Linked DNA regions of Mus musculus: region 2 is linked to region 1. The links are chromatin contacts, found by Hi-C or POLR2A ChIA-PET in ENCODE. All regions are on one chromosome and are shown on one strand. The core of a region is the stretch at or near the end of the contact, and the rest is flanking DNA. Distances in the headings are between cores, read along the strand shown.

The links. A loop is a pair of places that touch in the nucleus more often than their neighbours do. ChIA-PET counts read pairs that join two places held with the same protein, here RNA polymerase II (POLR2A).
Region 2: a loop to region 1 is called in a map of heart, with 3 times the contacts of the local background. The contact joins the promoter of Lats1 here to the promoter of Katna1 in region 1. A Hi-C loop is called at or near these places in 5 of 37 maps with a recorded cell type or tissue (T-helper 17 cell, heart, regulatory T cell and 1 more). POLR2A ChIA-PET finds 5 or more read pairs at or near these places in 4 of 5 experiments (Patski and embryonic stem cell).

Annotation. Positions count from the first base shown.
Region 1 is chr10:7,724,382-7,728,186 of GRCm38, forward strand. It overlaps Katna1 (katanin p60 (ATPase-containing) subunit A1), which reads left to right and starts at 1,619. Exons shown (of 11, transcript NM_011835.2): 1 at 1,619-1,742.
Region 2 is chr10:7,679,282-7,683,086 of GRCm38, forward strand. It overlaps Lats1 (large tumor suppressor), which reads left to right and starts at 1,928. Exons shown (of 8, transcript NM_010690.1): 1 at 1,928-2,169. It also overlaps a transcript of Pcmt1 not described here.

The DNA.
Region 1 (3,805 bases), core at 369-2,868:
AGTGTCTCAAAGCCCATCCCCACAGTGGCACATTTCCTCCAACAAGGCCACACCTACTCCAATAAGGCTATGTCTCCTAACAGTACCACTTTCCTGGGCCAAACATATTCAAACCACCACACACTGTAAGTCACCTTTTGGGGGTTTGTCTTTCTATTTCAAACATTTTCACTGACGCCAGGCACAGAAGCCCATGGCTGTAATGGGGACTCTTAAGAGCAGAGAAACTATGAGTCTGAGGTCAACCTGGGGTATGTGATAAGTTCCAGGCTAGGAGAGGTTATAGAGTGAGACTTTGTCTTGAAACAGCAACAAACAGGTATGTGGGAGTAGGTGGATGGGTGGAGGAACATCCTCATAGAAGCAGGGGGAGGGAGGATGGGATAGGGGGTTTCCTGGGGGCCAGGGTGGGAAAGGGGATAACATTTGAATTGTAAGTAAAGAAAATATCTGGATGGCTCAGCGGTTAAGAGCACCGACTGCTCTTCCAGAGACCTTGAGTTCAATTCCCAGCAACCACATGGTGGCTCACAACCACCTGTAATGGGATCTGATGCTCTCTTCTGGTGTGTCAGAAGACAGTTACAGTGTACTCATATACATATAATAAATAATTCTTAAAAGAAAAGAAAATATCCAAGGAAAAAACAACAACAAAACATCACTGAGGTATAATTTACATAAACTCAAATTACAACTTTCATTTCATGTGTAAAACTGTACACCTGGGAAGACATCTCCACTACAGAACATCATTCCCAACTCCTAACTAACTCCCACCCGGATACTTCTGATTAGTTACTACAGATTCATCCTGTAGGTTCTAGGATTTCCTATATATTTAAGTATACCATATACATTCATTTTGCACCTTTGAGAAGCTTTTAAATTATAATCCGGTTTTATAAATTAACAGGCCTTTGCATTTGTATAGATTATAAATCCATCTCTTGGAGTAATTGATCTATATCTCTCTAAGTGGTCTTTTTTATTCTTGCTGATGTGCTGATTATAGTTTTCTGTGCTCTGTGACACTAACGTTCACATCTACTAGAGCAGAAAATATATTTTCTATTTTTGGTGAAAAATTTAGAAGACTTTAAACCCTGTAAAACATTATTTCATATATGCAGTGGCTTGCCTGCATGCATGTATGTGTACCAGTTTGTGCCCTGTGTTTTGTGATATAGGAAGAGGGTGATGGATCACCTGGAATTGGAAATAAAATCTCACCCCTTAGCATGTCTTGAGAGTATTCGCGTTACCCTGACACATGGGTCCCAGGCTTCATAATCCTAAGTACCGGGCTCTAAAGCAAGATTTGTCATAAACGAATTGCTTGAGCACTGACACTCACCTGTAAGAGAGCCCCTGACCTCCTAACCTCAGAGCAGCTTAGTGTAAATCTCCTGCTAAGGCAGAGTGAAGAAGCCCTGGGAAGAGATAATGGTCCACAGAGTAAGTACTGAAGTAGGCGGGGTATTGCCAAGTCCTTCGCCCCGCCTACTTTCCTTCCCCACGCCTACTCCCATTTCCTAGCCGCGGCGCACAGTGCGCAGAAGCACCCCGAGCTCGGCCACGCCCCTCCGCAGGTTCCGCCTGCGCGCGCACGCCCGTAGAGCACGCACTTCCGGGGCGTGTCCCCGCCGGTGCGGGAACTATCCTTTTAAGAGGGGCTTTCCCGGTTTCATTTCAACTTGGTCCCGACCCGGAGCTGCGGCGGGTAGCCTGGGCTGCGCTAGGTGAGTGCTCGGGCCTCCAGGCTCCCTGTTCCGCCCCCGCGACACCCGACCAGGGAACGCGTTCGAAGCTTTCACGCCCCCATCCCGAAACTTCCGCCTTGTAAAATCCCCAGAGCCTGGAGGTTGGGGTTCAGCTTCTTTTCGTACAGTTTGTTAGGTTGGAGTTGTACTGCTTTCTGGTGGCTTACTTCTTTCTGTTGTTTCTCCTTTGTGTTGGCCTTTGTTTTTAGTTTTAGATTTATTGCTATTGTTGAGTATGGTGTAGATGTGGGCGCGTGAGTGGAGGTCAGAGGACAACTCTCTGGGGTCGCTTCCCTCCATCCGCCTTTACGAGGGTCCCAGAGTTGAACTCGGGTAGCCCGGCATGCTGGGCAAATGCCTCTACCTGCTGAGCCCCCTCACCGGCGTTTGTTGTTTTGTTTTTGTTGCTTTTAAAGGTGATAATATTGACGTTCTTTCTCTCTCTCCCTGGCTGTTCTGGATCTCGCTCTGTAGACCCGACTAGCCTTCCTTTACCTCCTGGCGCTGGGATTAAAGGTGTGTGCAACCACGCCACTCTTGGGGTTAGTTTCTTAATCTGAGAGCCTAGTGTTCTCATGAAAGCTTTTGGCTTTTTTGATTTGGCGCTGTGGAGAAAATTTATCCCAGGAAGCATTTGTTTCATTCAGTATGTGGGTTCAGTGGCATACAAACGAAAACTTGTCTTTCTTTCTTTCCTTTCCTTTCTTCTTTCTCTTTTTTCTCTTCTCTTTTCTTCTCCCTCTCTTCTCCCTCTCTTCTCCCTCTCCTCTCCCTCTCCTCTCTCCCTCCCCCTCCCCTCCCCCTCCTCTCCTCTTTCTTTTCTTTCCTTTCCTCTCTTTCTCTTTCTCTTTCTTCTCTTTCTCTTTCTCTCTCTCTCTCTCTCTCTCTCTCTCTCTCTCTCTCTCTCTCTCTCTTTCTCTTTCTCTTTCTCTTTCTCTTTCTCTTTCTCTTTCTCTTCTTCTCTCTCCTCTCCCTCTCCTCTTTCTTCAGTGTCTCTTGTAGCCAGAGCTGGTCCTTAACTCCGGATCCTTTTGCCTCTGCCTTGTACTGCGTGTAGGCTAGGCTTGTAACTGTTGCCAGCCCTTATTTGTTTATTTATTTATAGACAGTGTCCTTTGTAGCCTAAACTGGCCTGAACTTCTGAAACTCTTGCTTCTGCCTGGTACTGGGATTACAGGCGGCTACACTTCCCCCAGTTCAAGCTTTTATTTAGTAATCATTAGTACTTTTTATGTAATTAGCTCCCAAGAGAACAGTGATGCCTGCCTGCCTTTCTTTTCTCTTTTCTTTTCTTTTCTTTTCTTTTCTTTTCTTTTCTTTTCTTTTCTTTCTTTCTTTCTTTCTTTTTTTGTTTGTTGGTTTGTTTTTTTGTTTTTCGAGACAGGGTTTCTCTGTGTAGCCCTGGCTGTCCTGGAGACCAGGACTGGCCTCGAACTCAGAAATCTGCCTGCCTCTGACTCCCAAATGCTGGGATTACAGGCATGTGCCACCACTGCCCGGCTGATGCTCGTTTTCCTTGACGGTACAAGTGTACAAGGCAGTATAGAGCAGAGGCAAGAGGATCCGATGCTGGAGTGACTGGGAAGTAAAACAAAAATAACCCTACCATATTCTTTCCACAAAACCTAAAAAGGAATTTCAAAGTCTAATTTCTTTTTGTCTTTATCATAATTCCATAATTGCTACACAGTCACTACTATTTTCTTTTAAATATTTTTTTACTCTTTGAAAATTTCATGTATTTACACCATGTATGTTGATTGTATCCCTTCAACACTACCTCCAACACCACCCCAAGTGTTTCCATCTCCCCAACTTCAGATCCTATGTTGTTTTATTAATAAATTCCCATTGTTATTAATAAGCCTTTGAGACCAGTTAGTGTTGTCTGTGTGTACATGGGTGGCCAGCCGGCCAGCGTCTGTGGCTCATAGGACTGTGACTGTTCTTGTCAGCCATTGACTGCCAATAACTAATTCCTCATATTCTAGAGGTAAATTTCCTGAAATTACTTGTGTGTCTCTAGTACATTTGAGGGTGCT
Region 2 (3,805 bases), core at 678-3,177, 45 kb before region 1:
ACACAAAAGAAAAGCACCCGCTAGTCTTGCAGAAGACCCAGGTTCAGTCCCCAGCATCCACATGGTGACTCAGCCATCTGTACCTCTAGTTCCTGGGGATCTGACATCCTCCTTTGCCCTTCGGAGGCACCAGGCACCCGTGGCACACACATTCAAACACAAAACTAGCCAACAGGAAACAGGTATATGGTAGGATGCTGTGCACACAGGGCGATATGAGGTTCAGCTATTTCAAAGATGGCAAATGTTGGCTTTGCCTCTTGAAAACTACCTAGATCATATGCCAAGATTCCCCAGCTTTTCAATGCATCCTTCAATGCATTTATTTCCAAAAACAAATGTTTTCACATCAATGCTTGTGAACAATATACATTCTAGATAGTTTTCTAACATCTAAAAAAGAATGACCTAATATAAAAAGTGTCCCAAAGGTAATTCTGATTTTTAAAAGTTGGAAGTATTACACAATAACTGCATCTCATCATTGCAAAGTTGGTAATGCTGGTGCTCTCCCAGACTTAGCTCCAGGTTGGAGGCCTGAGTTTAGGCCCTGGCCTGGCCTGGCCTCCGCTCCTCTGCTTCTTTCCCAAGGGTCTTTTCACTGCACCCTGGCTTGTGCGGTGACTTAGCCCTCTCAAGAAGCAGCTCCAGCTCTCTGTGCTTAAAATATTTTTAATGGTTCAAATTAGCAGACATAGTCCATTGAATTACACGTCTTAAAATTGTACCTACCTACCAAAGCACAAGGTAGGGACCTTGATTTGTAGGACGATCCCAACAGCATAGTGGGGCTGAAGCCACATTAGGGATTTTTACTATGACGACAGAGCTAAAGCAGTGGCAGCGACTACATTAAAATATTCCCTTGTCATCTAAATTTGACCATCTGAGGTTTTCATAGTTGAACTTTTGGATACAGTACCTCAGAAAAAAGCAGAACTGGGCTTCATGGAGCAGGCTTGTTATCTCAGCTACCTTTAAGACTGAGGCTGAAGGATCACAAGTTCAAAGCCAGTCCGGATAACAGTGAGGCCCAGTCTCAATGAAAACTATAAAATGTTCTGAGGATATAGCTCAGTGGTAGAGCACTGGCATAGCATGGTTCAATTCCTGGTTACACTGGGATGTCAACGTTTTTACTTTTTTGGTCTAACACAAAATAGAGTATCTGAAAAAAAAAATAATTGCATGTATTACCTACCAGCAAAACTGGGGACTGTGTTCATATTTACAGGTGATAGACAGCCCAGTGTTGGTTGGCACCATTTAGATTCTCAGCACTAGGAAAGGTGGAGTGGGGTAGGAGAATGGGAGTTTTGGCACACACGCTGCGGCCTAGAGATCCTCTACGTGGACCTAATCCCCCGCAAAAGAGAACAATGCATTAAAAGACCAAAGTCAGTGATGCATCCCGAACAGCAGATTCAATTTCAAGAGAAACAGAACTTCTGACAGCGGCCCCGTTACTCGTTATGGCTACAATGACCTCTCCTGCAGATCCGCTGGACCGAACTCTGCAAATCCACAGGTCCAGTTTCAAGAACACTCCATCTGGCTAGTTCCAAAACCACATTCGCTCCCAGCTCTGGAAGACTCGAGTTTTATTCAAGCTCTAGACATCTTGCCTCGTGACGTCCGCGGTCTCGGAGCGCCGTTCACCGCCCTTTCCTGGTGCGACCCACGCTCGCCGCGACGCGCCCGCGTCTCCGTGCGGAGCCAGAACGTGGTGGTACAGACTCCACTCTCTGGGCCACACTCACCCCGGCTCGGGGAAGCGGGCGAGCGAGTCTCGGTCGGGAGGCCACAAACGGAGCGCTAGCTCCGGGGCCCAGCGGGGCGGCCTGAAGCCCCCAGTCCTCGGCCCCCGCGCAAGCGACGCCGGGAAATGCCCACATCCGGGAAACCCGCGGCGGACGGCGGCGGCGGCGACACGGAGTGGAAGGCAAAATGGCGGCGGCAGCGATGGCCTGGTGCTGAGGGGAGAGCCAGGTCCTCGCGACCCCGCGTCGGGCCGCGCTGGCCGGCCGCAGCCCCCCGGCGTGTGTCCCCGCCCTGCCCCATCCCGAACCCGGAGCGACGCTAGGGGCCCTGGGGGACGGGCTCCGGGCCGCCGCGGCGCCGGCCCTCGGGCCCGCAGCGGCTGTCCAGAAGCCTCACCGTCCCCTGCAGGTAGGTCCGGAGCCGGCGCCGCGGGTGGGGCTCGCGCTCCTCGGGAGTCCCTGTCGGCGGGGCGGTGGCCGGCCGGGCCCACGCCCATCCCCGCTGGCGGGGGTCCAGGGGCCGCGGTGGCCAGGCGGGCTGAGCCGGCCGGGTCTGGGCCTGACTGGGGCTGATTGCGCTGACCGGAGCCGAGCCCTGCCCTGGGGAAGCGGAGGTTGGCCGCACCCGGCGCCGCAGGGAGAGCCCGGGGGCACTGAGGCCTCCGAGGTGCGAGCTGGCCTGGGAAGAGCGGGCGGGGGCTCGGGACGACAGCCACCCCTCCCCGCTTTAGAGGGGAGAGGAGCGAAAGGTGGTTTTTTTCACGCAAGGTTGCACCAAACCGGCCTCACTTCTTTGGCCTCGCAGCGGGCCTCCCGTCGGGGTCCACCTTTGAAGCAGTCCTGGGAACCTCTCCAGCTCGCTGCAATTTGTTAGCTCACCGCTTAGTGGCAGGGGGTGGGAGAGACGTGTCACTTGTTCGGGTGCTTTTTAAGTACTGGAAAACGAAGGAAAGACAGTAAGGGAAGATTGTTTATTGTACCTGGGGAAAAAAGTCGAAGCGAAGGAAAGAATAACTCTCCGATGACTTATCCCAATTCTCCCACTAATGCAGTTGGAAAATCACTTTTCTAAGGGAACGAGGTTAAAATATTTGTCTCCATTTGTAAATATGACTTTTTAAAATATGTGTATTCACTAGAAGTTACAAGTCAGATGAGCAGTAAGTACAGTCTCACACAATATGGTATCACTCAAGGTTTGGAAATTAGCCCAAATGCCTGGCATGAAGGTTGTCAGAAGTTTATGGATTATTTATTGAAGGTTATTATACTTTTCTTAAGACAGGGTCTCACAATGTATTCCTTAGCCTGGGACTCAATATGTAGACCATGCTGACCTGGAACTCAAAAAGATCTGCCCGCCTCTGGGGTTGGGCTGTGAGCCACCATGCCCCGCTAATGTTAAGGTTTTTAGTCCTTTAAAATCAAATTTTCTCCATGAGGTATGACTCTCTTCTAAGATATCTTTAGTTTTTATTACCTTAACTAAAGTTTTCTCTTACCTAGTGAGTAGTCAGGTAGGTAATATGGTTGAGGTGATTCTCCAAGGCAGGCAGGCAGGCAGACAGGCAGGCAGGCGAGGAATCTGTGTTTCTCTTATAGGCTGTTATTGCAATAAACTAGATAGTGGCACAGGCTGGAAAAGGCGCTCTCTTTCTGTGCCTGATTATTGATTATGACTTGAGACTCTTCACAGAAGTCTTTTTTTTCTCCTAAACTGTGTGTATGATATTTGGCTTTATTTTCATCATTTAAGTTTCTGTTTTTCATGCTAGTCTTTGTTCTATATACATATAATCTTGAGAGGTTCCTACTGTGATTATTAATTTCATTTAGATGTGATATTTACATGACTTTTGTATATCACAAAAGTTTAGTGATACATACTATCAAGTAGAAATGACAATTATTCAGTATCAATATAAAAATGTAAGTGATAGTTTCCATTTGTTCTTCTCATACTGAGCACTGTATGTGGGTAGGGCCTTATAGATGGGTGGTAAGGAAGCCCTCTACCCACCCTTTTTTCTTTGAGACAGATCTCA